Linked DNA regions of Homo sapiens: region 2 is linked to region 1. The links are chromatin contacts, found by POLR2A ChIA-PET in ENCODE. All regions are on one chromosome and are shown on one strand. The core of a region is the stretch at or near the end of the contact, and the rest is flanking DNA. Distances in the headings are between cores, read along the strand shown. Region 1 overlaps ADRA1B (adrenoceptor alpha 1B). Region 2 overlaps TTC1 (tetratricopeptide repeat domain 1).

Evidence for each region. ChIA-PET counts read pairs that join two places held with the same protein, here RNA polymerase II (POLR2A).
Region 2: POLR2A ChIA-PET joins it to region 1 with 14 read pairs in H1. The contact joins two enhancer-like sites. POLR2A ChIA-PET finds 5 or more read pairs at or near these places in 2 of 52 experiments (H1 and activated CD4-positive, alpha-beta T cell).

What each region holds. Positions count from the first base shown.
Region 1 is chr5:159,971,243-159,978,572 of GRCh38, forward strand. ADRA1B (adrenoceptor alpha 1B) reads left to right here. Exons shown (of 2, transcript NM_000679.4): 2 at 637-1,770. The coding sequence ends at 1,250. Among named protein-coding and RNA genes, the nearest start is that of TTC1, 34 kb to the right of the region's middle. Within about 2 kb of position 4,163, at least 5 of the 41 ENCODE cell types and tissues checked have a DNase peak (open chromatin) inside an H3K27ac peak, as active enhancers do.
Region 2 is chr5:160,036,285-160,043,614 of GRCh38, forward strand. It overlaps TTC1 (tetratricopeptide repeat domain 1), which reads left to right. Exons shown (of 8, transcript NM_003314.3): 4 at 407-519; 5 at 6,849-6,885. Among named protein-coding and RNA genes, the nearest start is that of TTC1, 31 kb to the left of the region's middle. RefSeq lists enhancers at 6,313-7,007, 7,008-7,330. Within about 2 kb of position 3,692, at least 2 of the 41 ENCODE cell types and tissues checked have a DNase peak (open chromatin) inside an H3K27ac peak, as active enhancers do.

The sequences.
Region 1 (7,330 bases), core at 2,913-5,412:
GTAAGAGTTCCTCACATATTCTAAATATCAATCCCTTGACTGTTTTGGTCATTGTAAATATCTTCTCAGATTCTTGCCTCATGATTCGTCCTTTTGAAGTATTGTTTTTCTTCACCCCTAGATCAAAAAAATAGTCTTTTATGTTGTTCTCTTTTACCTTTAAAACGTTACCTTTCACATTTAGGTCTTTAATACACCTTCTGTTTTCCACGGAAACAAGTCGGCATCTACTTCATGACGTTTTGTGAAGGATAAACTAATATCGGGAAAGCACCTAGCACAGTGCCTGACCCAAAAGAGATGTGCAATTGTGGGCGATTATTGTTATCACTTAGATTGAAGGTGGCAAGTGCTGCCAGAGGAAACTATAGGAGCTTAGATGCTGTTTAACTAGATCAAGAAAGGTTTCATGGACAAAGGCGAAGTTATTGAGGCTGGCCCTAAAAATGAATGTAGGATTCATTGATTTTGAAATGCAAAGGGAAGTATTCCGGGCAGAGGAACCGGCTCGGGGAAAGGCCTGGCGGCAGGAACGCTGCAGGTTGACAATGTTGAGGAGAAGCATATTGGGGCGAGAGCTTGACTACTCACAAATTGCTGTCTTTCTGCCCGTGCCCACCCCCCTCCCCACTGCAGGCTCCTTGTTCTCCACCCTGAAGCCCCCCGACGCCGTGTTCAAGGTGGTGTTCTGGCTGGGCTACTTCAACAGCTGCCTCAACCCCATCATCTACCCATGCTCCAGCAAGGAGTTCAAGCGCGCTTTCGTGCGCATCCTCGGGTGCCAGTGCCGCGGCCGCGGCCGCCGCCGACGCCGCCGCCGCCGTCGCCTGGGCGGCTGCGCCTACACCTACCGGCCGTGGACGCGCGGCGGCTCGCTGGAGCGCTCGCAGTCGCGCAAGGACTCGCTGGACGACAGCGGCAGCTGCCTGAGCGGCAGCCAGCGGACCCTGCCCTCGGCCTCGCCGAGCCCGGGCTACCTGGGCCGCGGCGCGCCACCGCCAGTCGAGCTGTGCGCCTTCCCCGAGTGGAAGGCGCCCGGCGCCCTCCTGAGCCTGCCCGCGCCTGAGCCCCCCGGCCGCCGCGGCCGCCACGACTCGGGCCCGCTCTTCACCTTCAAGCTCCTGACCGAGCCCGAGAGCCCCGGGACCGACGGCGGCGCCAGCAACGGAGGCTGCGAGGCCGCGGCCGACGTGGCCAACGGGCAGCCGGGCTTCAAAAGCAACATGCCCCTGGCGCCCGGGCAGTTTTAGGGCCCCCGTGCGCAGCTTTCTTTCCCTGGGGAGGAAAACATCGTGGGGGGGAGGGGAGGGCGGGGCGGAGGGGGGAGGGGAGCGTCCACGCCGGGTAGACGCGCGCCCCAAGGGGAACCGGGGGGAGGGCCGGGGAGAGGGGCAGCTGCTTTTCTGGCAGGGGCATGGGTGCCAGGTACCACGCGGAAAGCCGGGCCGAGCATGCTGAGAGCCTGGGGGACCCGACGCCGCCGGGATTTACCTCTCTCTCTCCCTCTGTGTATATATAAACGAGTCCCTCTCTACTTGTATTTAACCGTGGGTGCACGTGAGTGTGACTGTGCGGTGTGCGTGTGTTCCGCTTGTGTGTGTGCGTGGGGCCGCCCTGTGAGGGCGCGGCGACTGTGCGCCCAGGAGGCAACCGGGGGCGTTGTGTGTGTCGTGACTTCGTACCTCTCAAGCCCCTCCTTGTACTTCACTGAAGGATGGCACTTTGGTGGGGTTGGAAACAAAGTCGACATTAAAGGTCATTTCTCCTGTTCGGCTTTGAGTGGTTTGTGGACGAGCGGCAGGCAGAGCCTTGCGTTTCCTCTTCCTTCCGCTTCGGATTTGACCCGGTCCTAGGTCTTAGGGTCCTTCGCTTTCCATTCCCCTGCCCTCCAGTCTCCACCCCAGAAGAGCCGCTCTCACCACGTCTTGAGGACAATTAGTGCTGGCTCCCCTAGGTCCCATTTACGCCTTTGCGGTTACTGACCTACAGGGCTGCACCAGTCTGGCCCTGTGGCTGAACGTGACGCCCTGGACTTGCCTAATGAATCCTGCTTGCCTGCTTTTGACCCTTAGCAGAATCTGAATCCTCCTGCGGCTCCTTCCTGCTGTGACCAACACTGAGCAATGTCTGGCTTGGTCCTGATCCCTAGACCCAACCCCAGCTGGGGTTCCCCGGCCAGTCCCCTAAATGGGCCTGTTTCCTGAGAGATGATGAAGCTCAGGCAGAGAGAGGGGCTGGTTCCCTTCCCCTCACCTTTGCATTCCCAGGCCAGCACTCCACTGATTGTTTGCCTGTGCCCACAGAACTCGAAAAGACATCCAAACTGCAGACGTTTCTGGATAAGATATGGATCCTTGGGGCCCAGCAACATACAGGGTCACAAGAACCCTCCCAAGCTCTGCTGACTTGTGACCCTGCCTGGAAAAAAGCACTGAGGAAGGTCACACAGAAAGGTGGAGCATTCTTTGGAGTCGATAACTTGGGTTCTAGTCTCAGTCCTACTACTGATTTATTGTATGAAGAGCAGAGACTTACTTCCCTCTCTGGATCTTGGTTCCCCATCTGTGTAATGGTGGAGTTGACTCTAAGGTCTTTGCTGCCTCTGAAAGCCCCTAGTTTGAAAAGAGAATAAAGGACACTGAGCAAAATCTGAAACATTTTTCTTCAGAGATGCAGAAAAGCCTAGGAGGAACGCTCTTCCCCCATCCCATCCCTTTTTTTCTTTCTACTTTGCTTTTCTAAGTTGAGCTTCATAATTTTGCAAATGGCAAGAACCTCTTCCAATAATATTAGCACATCGATCATTCATTCTGTAGGTGATTGAGAGAGAAAATACTTAAAGGGGAAAGAGCCAGTGATTGATGTAGTTGAAAAGTATAGGGGTGTCAGGTATGGCTGGATCCAGGGGCACAAACGAGATTGTCAAGTTACTCACAGTCTCTTACTCCTTCCTGTAGCTTCCATCTTTTAGTTCTGCTTATCTTTGTGTATTACCCTAGTTTCCTTATTGCAAATGCCTTCCTCATGACATTCTTACAACTTGATATCCCCAAAAGGAGAAACAAGATTGCCCAGCAGTTCTGTCAAAAAATGAAAAAGAAAAAGAAAACCAGCTGGGTGCAGTGGCTCACGCCTGTATCCCAGCACTTTGGGAGGCCGAGACGGGTGGATCACCTGAGGTCAGGAGTTCAAGACCAGCCTGGCCAACAGGGTGAAACCTCGTCTCTACTAAAAATACAAAAAATTAGCTGGGTGTGATGGTGGGCACCTGTAATCCCAGCTATTCGGGAGGCTGAGGCAGGAGAATCGCTTGAACCCAGGGGGCGGAGGTTGCAGTGGGCCGAAATCACACCATTGCACTCCAGCCTGGGTGACAAGAGCAAGACTCCATCAAAAAAAAAAAAAAAAATCCTAGGAAGCCAGAGATTCTGTATAACAAACCCCCTTAAGACTTTGATGAAGGCTATAAACTGTTTCCATAAAAACGCACATACCAAGGAAAATTACATTTTCATTCAATTTTAGATGCCGTACCCTTGTGTAAGATCTCACTATCCATGGTTTATATGCTCTGAACTGGATTTTAGTAATTTTCTAGGCCAACTCCCTCAATTTTACACATGGGGAGACTGAGGTAAATAATTTGACTGGGTCACACCAAAGCTGTAGAACCCAGGTCTTCTGCCTCTTTGTCCAGTACCTTTTACATTCCCCTGTGCTTTGTCCAGTACCTTTTACATTCCCCTCTGCTACCATCCTGTAGTTAAGTACATCCTCCAACAGAGAGCAGTCCTCTTCTTGCCTGAATAGAGAAAAGGGGGCCCTAGGAAAAGAAAAGCCCCAACTCCATTCCCGGAGAACAAGGGATCATTTGGGGAAGTTCTGAAAACATTGTGTTAGGATCACAAATCTTCTAACAAATCTTACGCAGAAATCTGATATAAGATCAGCCCATAGTGGAGTGGAGAGAAGACAGAGCCTCCTCAGCCTCCTCCTCTTCCTGAGACACTTGCTCTGGCCTGCCCCAATCACCCTGGGGTTCCACAGAATGATGTTTAAAAATCACTGGTCTAGTGTAAGCAAATGGAATTTGGAGTCAGTAGGGCCTTGGTTCAAGTCTTGGCTCTGCATGACCTTGGGCAGTTCATCTTGCCTCTTCTGGTCTAGCAAATGGACATGATCATCACAGCCCACCAGGACACACAAAGGATTCAACGAGATCATTGTAGTATAAACACCGAAATGCAAATCACTGGGCAGATGCAAGTTATAATTTGGACCTTGGATATTTGAAGCCACAAGGCACCAAAGGCATTTCCTGAGCTGCTCAGTTCTGATGATCTCATTCATTACTGGTGTTTGGAGGTCACCCAGGCAGCATAGAGAGGCGGTAGCAGCCTCCTGTTTCTTTCCAGAAGGAAGACTGGCCAAGTAGTGGCTTACATCCCCTAGAGGGTGCTAGGGTCCAGATCTGGCCCTAGCCAGAGTCTACATTTTGCTGGCCTTTCCAAGTCACTTCCTTGTAGCCAGGCTCTAGGAGGACCCAGAGTTCATCAAGAGCCCCTCAGGCAGACAGGTCCTCTCTGTTCTGATCTCCCAACTAGCAGCAAAGCAGCCCTACTATTTCCTCTCCAGCCACCCAGACTGCTGGGTCATTGTCACCACTGAAGCATGCACAGGAATAAATCTGCCAACCCCAGTCAAGAGGCCAGTGGCTTGGCAAGTGGAATACTAGTTAATTTTCCAGACCTGGACTCAAATTCCACCTCTGCCAGTTAGTAGCTGTGTGACATTGGGCAAGTTACATCATGGGTCTAAACCTCCATTTCCTTAACTATAAAATAGAGATAATAATACTAATTACTTCATAGGGACATTGGGGGATCAAATGAGATCATGAGGCTAAAACAGTTGACACCATGCCAGGCACTTGGTGAGCATCCCATGAACAGTAGCTATTAACAGAGGTAGTCATTCTTCAATTATTTACTTGGATGTATGAAATTTGGAAAATCTGGTTATAGAGACAAAACAATTCAGGTTTTTTTGGTCAGATTCCAGGTTTTAGGACTTAGGGTCCACCGTGAAGAAGAAAGACATAAATTTATCACGGAGTAAAAGAATTTTGTTGGCTGGGTGCGGTGGCTCACACCTGTAATCCCAGCACTTCGGGAGGCTGGGTGGATCATTTGAGGTGGGTGGATCATTTGAGGCCAGCAGTTGGAGAACAGCCTGGCCTACATGTGAAACCCTGTCTCTACTAAATATATGAAAATTAGCCAGGCGTGGTGGCATGCACCTGTAATCCCAGCTACTCGGGAGGCTAAGGCAGGTAATCGCCTGAACCTGGGAATCAGAGATTGCAGTGAGCCAAGATAACTCCCAGAACGAGTTATCTCACTGTCTCAAAAAAAAAAAAAAAAATTGTCCTACAGCATGAAGACGCGTTACTTAAAAAGGTCATCAGTCCAAACTAAAAATAACATTTAAACATTTAATAAAAGTTATGGAACATTCCAGGTGACAAAACCAAAATGGGTAAGGGAAGCATACATGTGTTAGGATTAGCACATCCTGTGTCAGAAGAGATGGAGGAGGGGACCAGGACAGTGGCCCTGAGCATGCACCTGGATTCAAGGCCCAGCTCTCCTACCCAAGTCAAGCACTTACCCTCTTGAGGCCAACCACTTTGTCTGTAAATTGGGGATGCAGTTAGCACCTACTTCACAAGGTTGGGATGAATAATAAATGAGACAAAATATGAAAGAGCTTGGCACAGAGTAGACACTATTTTTATTAACTATGGGGGACCTTGTATATCCTCCATTCCAGCAGTTCTCAACTTTTCCTGAATCAGCAGTTCCTTTAAGAATGTAATAAAAGCTAAAGAAAAATGAACATAGCAAGCTCAGACTTCACCTATTATTCCCACCCCGCTAAATCTCCCAAAGGACACATGGAACCCAGGTTATAAACTTTTCAACAAATATGGCTTCCTCAATATATAGAAGAAGCCAGAGAGAACATACAAGAGTGATGAATCTTGCCCCGTGTTAGACATGTGAACACAACACGGAAGGAGACCAAGACCCAGGCTCAGGGAACTCAGCCTGGGTGAGAGGCAGCAGGTCAGCAAGCAATCCCTTCAAGTACATCAAAGGTAGAGGGTGGCCCACTGGAGTCCTCACTTGGTGAGACCCCAGTGTCAGGCTCCATCTCCCATTGGAGGGATGGGGGTGATGGTGAAGTGCTCCAGGCTCTTGCAAGGAGGTTGCCCCCCAAGATTGGTTGGATTTGGAAGAATTAGCATCCTTCCACGGTTTTCCCAGCATATACCTGGACCTGCCTTTTGAAAGTTAAGAGCCAAGAATTTGACACTTTTTTCTTTAGCTTCCCGTTGACAGCCATTCCCTTGGGCAATGAGTGGCTGACTTCCAGCCGACTTGGCTGGAGTCAGAGGTTAAGTGTCCAAGCTAATTCACTGAAGTGTGGGTGTTGGGGTGAGGAGGGGGCACACAGGTATGACCTGCCCTTATTCCCTCTCTGATCTTCTTTCCTACCATCCCAGTTTGCTACTCTTCAAATGATAGGAGCAGGGGGAGCCTCACAACTCCCAGCTCAGGGACTTTGCACTTGTTGTCCCCTCTGCCTAGAGCCCCTTCTTTCCATGTGGCTTCCTCCATCACCTCCTTCTCCTCTTTGCTCAAATGTCACCTTCTCGGTGATCATCCGATTTCTCTGACTGTCCAGGTTAAAAGTGACTTCCCTACTGCCAACACTGTCCAGCACTCCCTATTGCCCTTTCCCACTTAATTTTTCTCCATAGTACTTATCACCACCTGACATATATTTTTTAAATTTATTTATATGTGTATTGTCTGTTTCCCCACACACACACTAGAAATGTATATTCCATGAGAGTGGGGATATTTGTCTGTTTTGCTCACTGTTGTGTATTCTCAGCACTTCATGTAGTACCTGACACATTGCAGGTGTTCACTAAATATTCTTGAGTGAATAAATGTGTACTACCCTGCCATGACTGTGAAAATGCTATAATAGCAGAATAGAGTGCTATGGGAAGCACATGGCAGGGGGTCCTACCTCTAAATTGATGGAGCAGTTCTGGTCAGGGAGGGCTTCCTGTAAGAAGTGGCATCTGATGAATGTCATCTGGGACTCATTGCCTGGCAACCCTGGTGTTTCCATAGTTAGTGCTCTCCCTTGTGCTCCTAAGTGGGGATGGAGTCTGAAGGCCTGCCGTCTGATTCTGGCTCAGCCCCTAAGTCCCTGGCCCTCTCTAGGGCTCTGTCTATTATCTGTACTAAGC
Region 2 (7,330 bases), core at 2,442-4,941, 65 kb after region 1:
TTTTTTTCTTTATCTCAGGCCATGGATCCCAGAGTTTAGTCTCTTTCCTCTGTCCAGTTCTGTAACCTCCTTTGAAAACTCCTTTCTGAATTGCCCAGCCAAATGAAAACTGAACATTGAGGGAATGCCAGGACTCCTGAGTATTGAGGGCTTGTCACTGACAGCATGTTCAGCTGTCAGTTCACCAAGCACAGCCTGTGAGATTGGCACAAGCAAGCACTGTTCCTTTAAAGAGAGAAGAAAAGAAGAAATGATTTTTACTGCGCCAGACTTAATAGACTGTTACCATCTTTTAACTCAAAACCTTCATCCTATGAATGGAAAACAGTGCTTCTGAGATCCTGTGGAATATAGTAGTATCAGGAATAAAATCAAAATGACCATTCATCCTTTCTCTTATCCTCAGATTATATAGAAGCTGAAAGTTCTTATAGTCGAGCCCTCGAAATGTGCCCATCCTGCTTCCAAAAGGAGAGGTCGATTCTATTTTCAAATAGAGCTGCAGCAAGGATGAAACAGGTATGTATCTGTGACCTTTTCTTTTTAAAAAGCACATGGACTTGCAGTCTTTTCATACCATAGTTTCTCTCCAGAAACTAGCATAGAGGTTGCTGCCTCCCTTTTCCTGCCCATATATTTCCCTGATGTAAAGGCCACAGGGAGAATAGAAAATCTTTTGAAAAACTTGAGTCAGATTACTGTTAACATTCCCCATTAAAGTAGCTGAGTGAATACTTTCATGGAAGGAGGGCTGGCAAATTTTTTGCTAAACTAGGTCAGGTTAATGAAGCAATGAGCCAAGCAGTGCATGTCCTAGAATAGCTCTAGATCCTTATTTTAGGCCTCTGGAATTCTAGATAAACATGCAAAGGCACAGGGAAACACTGGTAAAAACTCTGGGCTTTAAAGCATCTTTAAAGATGGTTATTCCCAGGATTCTGACTTTTCTGTTCAAAGTATGGACACTTGGAGAAATCTCCAACAGCTGGGATAAAAGGTACCCTTAAATGCAAAATAGGTGTCAAGGAACTTTGAAAACATTTTGTATTTCCAAAGGACTGAGAACCTAGTATAACAAGGTGAGTATGGAATAGGTGAGAGTACAAATATATTTGTTTTATACCATGACCTTATTAAAAGTTAGATTTGGGCCAGATGCAGTGGCTCACACCCGTAAACCCAGCACTATGGGTGGCCGAGGCGGGCACATCACCTGAGATCAGGAGTTCGAGACCAGCCTGGCCAACATGGTCAAACCCCATCTCTACTAAAAATACAAAAATTAGCCAGGCATGGTGGTGGGCACCTGTAATCCCATCTACTCAAGAAGCTGAGGCAGGAGAGTCGCTGAAGCCTGGAGGCAGAGGTTGCAGTGCACTGCACTCTGGCCTGGGCGACAAGAGCAAAACTCTGTCTCAAAAAAAAAGTTAGATTTGTTTCTGATTTGTCTGATTTTCCGATTTAGTCTTCATAATCCTTGGATTGAAATGAGAGTGGTTTTTTTTTTTTTTAAACCATACCACTTTTTAAACTATGGCTACTTACATCCAAAGTACAAAGGATAGGTTATTTAACATACCTTTAAGCAACCATGATGCTGGCTCAAGATTGGAAGTGGCAGTGTTTTCATTTGTTTGTTTAGATCAGATATCTCTTTGATACTGTCTGAAATTCTCAAATGCCTCTACCACAGTCACTTTAGGTGACAAGGTTTTTTTTGTTGTTGTTGTTTTTTTTAAAGGCCCCAGGGCAGGGTTGCGGGGGTGGGTGCTTGAATGCTTGGACATGCAGAAAGGTTACGGTTTTTTTTTTTTACCAGAACTTGTGTAAGATTCAATCTTCAAAGCAGAGTATTTTTGGAGTATTTCATGTGGCATGAGAGAAGAAATAATTTTATAGTATACAAACCAACATTTTGTATTAGAGAAAACAAAACAATTGGTTTAACTTTATTTAAAACAATATTCATTAATGTGTCCCACCAGCAATCAGAATTAACATCTAACAGTTTTTACACTTACCTGGAAAATTCTGATCTTTTAGATTTGCTTCTCCCTTTTGCCACATTTTTAGACTGGACATTGTCATTGTGAAATAGGATCAAGGATGTGCCTTCAGTATCAGAGGAAATGCACCATACCCAGTTGGCTCCTGGGATTTGGGATTCTTTGTTTCTACAGTTGCCCAAGTTATTGATATTTCTAGGTTTGGGCTCACATAAATAGTCTGGTTCTTGAGTTAGGAAAATGTATGGTCTTGTTAGTATTTTGTCTGTCACATCTGAGGAGAACTCAAAAGAGCGTTGCTCTATGATTGTTGCCTGTTCAAAGAATAGTTTTGTTGGTGAAGTTTTCTGTTCTTTTAAGTTGCGTTTCTTTTTTTTTTTTTTTTTTTTTGAGACGGAGTCTCACTCTGTCACCTAGGCTGGAGTGCAGTGGTGTGATCTCGGCTCACTGCAACCTCCGCCTCCCGTGTTCAAGCGATTCTCCTGCCTCAGCCTCCTGAGTAGCTGGGATTACAAGTGCGCGCCACCACGCCAGGCTAATTTTTGTATTTTTAGTAGAGACAGAGTTTCACCATGTTGGTCAAGCTGGTCTCAAACTCCTGACCTCGTGATCCGCCCACCTCAGCTTCCCAAAGTGCTGGGATTACAGGCGTGAGCCGCCGTCCCCGGCCTTAAGTTGCATTTTTAATACTTTATGAAGACTCTAAAATGAGAGACTTGATAACTTCTAGGATTAGTACCCTGACACAATTTAAGGAGCATATTATATTCTAAGTTTTTCAAGGAAATGATGGTTTAACTGCTTTAAGAGGTAAAGATGAAGAATTTCTGAAAGGCAGGTTTGCAAGCTCAGCATCCCTGACTCAGTGCCCCTGGCCACGCTTCACATTTCATATCTGGAGAGAGAAAAGGTAACCTGGAGCTAGGGCAGAGTTTCAGCTCTAGGTCTCGCTAGCTATACAAGAGCAGAGCCCTAAAAGAGTAGGTTCTCTTTTTTTTTTTTTTTTTAACTACTGTCCTTATATATTATATACATTGTTTTATATGTATAGTTAGATTTGTTTGTCCTTATATGCTGTGTACATTTGTTTTGTCACTATATATTATGTATACTGTTTTATATAGATAGATAGCTACCTATATATAAAAATTATGAAAGAATGGTAAAGTTGTGATTTTTTTTTTTTTCCCACACACTCCACTTTGGGGACTACCATTGTAAGCAGCAGACAACACCTGGGTCCTCTGAGGTATTAGTAGACTATGAGCCTCAAACAAAAGTTTCTGCAATAAAATTCCATAATTCCTTGATTTGAGGAGACAGTGGATAAGATGCACTACAGCTTAATAATCACTTCTAGGCACACAAAGAATACCATCACAACAGTTGTACACATAAATTGTAAAGATTTATTTCTATTTCAGAAACTGTGAAATTGTGTGTCTTTGACTTATAGAAATGTGATAAGTTGAAAAAATATTGACTTATATAAAGTTATACAGATTACTTACAGGACTTCTTAGAGTTTTTGATATTTGAATTGGTATGCTGAACATTGAAAGAGAAATAAAAAAAGGTCCCAGATGACCCTGAAACCTTTTTTGTTTTGTTTATTGTGGTAAAATACAGATAACATAAAGTTGGCCATTTTAAAGTACAGTCATGAGTCACTTAACAACGGGTATACATTCTGAGAAATGTGTTATTAGGTGATTTCATCATTGTGCAAACATCATAGAGTATACTTACACAAATCTGGATGGTATGGCCTACTACACACCTAAGCTATATGGTATAACCTATTGCTCCTGGGCTACAAACCTGTACAGCATGTTTCTGCACTGAATTACTATAGGCAGTTGGAACACAATGGTAAGTATTTGTGTATCTAAAAAGAAAAGGTGCAGTAAAAATGCAGTATTTTTTAAATGGTGCATCTATATATATAGATACATAAACACACACACATATGTATACACACACACACACACATACATATACCGTGTATGCCATGAATGGATCTTGCAGGACTGGAAATTGCTCTGGGTGAGTCAGTGAGTGAGTGGTGAGTGAATGTGAAGGCCTAGGACATTACACTACTGTAGACTTCATAAATATCTTACATTTAGGCTTCACTAAATTTATTTTTTTAATTTTTCTTTAATAAATTCACCTTGGTTTACTGTGCCTTGTTTTCTTTATAAACTTTTAAATTTTTTTAAACTCTTTTATAATAACAGCCTAAAACATAAACATGTTGTACAACTACAAAAATATTTTCTTTATGTCCTTTTCTCTTCTGAGCTGGGGCAGGGTCTTGCTCTGTTGCCCAGGCTGGAGTGCAATGGCACAGTCATCGCTCACTACAGCCTTGAACTCCTGGACTCATGCGATCCTCCCACCTCAGCCTCTCCAGCAGCTGGGTAGCTGGGACTACAGACCTGCACTACCACTCCCAGCTAATTTTGTTTGGTTTTCTTTTAATTTTTTTTTTTTAATTTTTTTAGAAATGGGGTCTTGTGTTTCACAGATTAGTCTTGAACTCCTGGCCTCAAGTGGTCCTCCTGCTTTAGCCTCCCGAATCACTGGAATTATAGGCGTGAGCTACTGTGCCCAGCTATATCTTTATTCTATATACTTTTTTCTATTAAATAATTTTTTTTTTTTTTACTTTTTAAACTTTTCTGTTGAAAACTAGGATGCAAATACACACAGTAGCCTAGGCCTACACAGGATCAGGAGCATCAGTATCACTGTCTTCCAGCTCCACATCTAGTCCCACTGGAAGGTCCTCAAGAGCGACACATACATGAAACTGTCATCTCCATCTCCTATGATAAAAATGCCCTGTTCTGGAATACTTCCATACTTCCGATAGGACCTGCCTGAGGCTGTTTGACAGTACACTTTTTTTTAGTAGAAGGAGTACACTCTTAACATAATAAAAAGTAGTGTATAGTAAATACATAAACCAATAACAGCCATTTATTATCAAGTATTATGTATGTATTATGCTTTCTTTCTTTTTTTTTTTTTTTTGGAGATAGAGTTACTCTGTTGCCTAGGCTGTAGTACAATGGCGCTGTCTCAGCTCACTGCAACCTCTGCCTCCCGGTTTCAAGCAATTCTCCTGCGTCAGCCTCTTAGGTAGCTGGGATTACAGGTGTGTGCCACCATGCCCAGCTAATTTTTTTGTATTTTTTCTAGAGATGGGGTTTCACCATGTTAGCCAGGCTGGTCTTGAACTCCTGACCTCAGGTGATCCGCCCACCTTGACCTCCCAAAGTGCTGAGATTACAGGCATAAGCCACCATGCCCGGCCTGTGTTATATTTTCACATGACTTGCAGTGCAGTAGGTTTGTTTACCCCAGCATCACACCAACACCTGAGTAGTAGGTTATGCCATGATGTTATGACGGCTACTATGTCATTAGGTGATAGGAATTTTTCAGCTCCGTTATACTCCTATGGGACTACTGTTTTATACACAGTCTATCATTGATTGAAACGTCATTGTACAGTGCATGACTGTATACAATTCTGTGGATTAAAATACCTTCACAGTGTTATACAGCCAACACCACTATCTAGTTCCAGAACTTTTCCATCATCCTAAAAGGATCCTCCACACTCCTGAAACTTTTTTTTTATTTTCTGAGATGGAGTCTTGCTCTGTTGCCCAGGCTTGAGTGCAGTGTCGTGAACTCAACTTACTGCAATCTCCACCTCCTGGTTTCAAGCAATTCTCCTGCCTCAGCCTCCCAAGTAGCTGGGACTACAGGCACCCACCACCACACCCGGCTAATTTTTGTATTCTTAGCAGATACAGGGTTTCACCATGTTGGCCAGGCTGGTCTCGAACTCCTGACCTCTAGTGATCCGCCCACCTTGGTCCTCCAAAATGCTGGGATTACAGGCATGAGCCGCTGCGTCCAGCCCTGAAACTGCTTTTGATTGAATCCTGAAACAGTTTGGCTGTCACTGCTGTGAAATATTCTGCAAAATATTTAGTATTTGCTACAGTAGGCATTGTGAGAATATTGAACACTTATTTGAAATACCTTATTTCTGTAATACAAAAATTCCTAATTTCAGGAAAATGGACATTTTAGACCTGCAAGACATCTTATATAACATCCAGTCTACCCCGCTCCTATTTTAGATGAGACAAACTGAGCCCTAGAGAAGGAAAATAGCATGGGCAATGTTAAAGAGCAGGTTATTGTCAAAGCCAGGACCAGAATTCAGTTCTTTGACATCCAGTGTTCTTTCCGCTATGTCATGCTTCTAGATTCAGAAACTAATTGAGTTAGATATTTTGTTTAAGAGTTGTGTATTTTTGTTTGATCAGTGGATAAATTAAGGTTTATAACTGAGACTACATGACAAGCCACACTGTGTGTCTGTAGGTGGAGCATCTGTATACTTTCTGAAATATACCACTTTGGGGTATGATAGTATAACCACTAGCCAGAGAGGAGGGTAATTCAGTTATTCACATGTCAGTCATTTGCCCTGTTTTAGGTCACAAAGTTTCTCAGTGTCAGCATTCTAATGTAAAGTGTCTTGCAAATGTAATAGGTCAGTTAGAACAAAAGACACTTTCAGAAAAAAGCGACTTGAATAAGTGTTACCAGGAGGCCTTCAGATCAGAGCCATCCCCATCCCCGTGTTAATTTTGAGTTTTGTCTTGGAAGTAACATTCAGGTTTTTACGTAATTTCTTTGAAAACCATTCTGTATCTCCATAAGCAGTTATTAGTGATCAGATCATGTCATTAAGCCTTTGGGCCATTAAGATAAAACTAGGGCAACACATATTAATACTGTTTTTCTTTTTAGGACAAGAAAGAAATGGCCATCAATGACTGCAGCAAAGGTACAGCTTTATTATCTTATTACATGTTAACATACAGGAGCATTATGTCAGACAGAGGGGCTTTGGGTCAGGTGTGCACTTGTACATGTGTACCCTTCCTCTGGGGCCTTGCAAGAGGCAACTTTATAATTATTTTCAAAGATACTATATAATAGAGTAACTGCTTTTGAATGGATAGTTCAATCAGTTTCTCCTCTACTGGTAAATACATGAAGAAAAATTCAGTGCTCTAGCCTGGGCAACATGACAAAACCCTGTCTGTACCAAAAATACGAAAGTTAGGCATATGTGGTGGCATGCCCCTGTAGTCCCAGCTACTCGGGAGGCTGAAGTGGATCACCTGAGCCCAGGAGGTTGGGGCTGTGGTGAGCCGTGATTATGCCACTTACTCCAGCCTGGGTAACAGAGTGACCCTGTCTCCAAAAGAAAAAAGAAAACTTCAGTG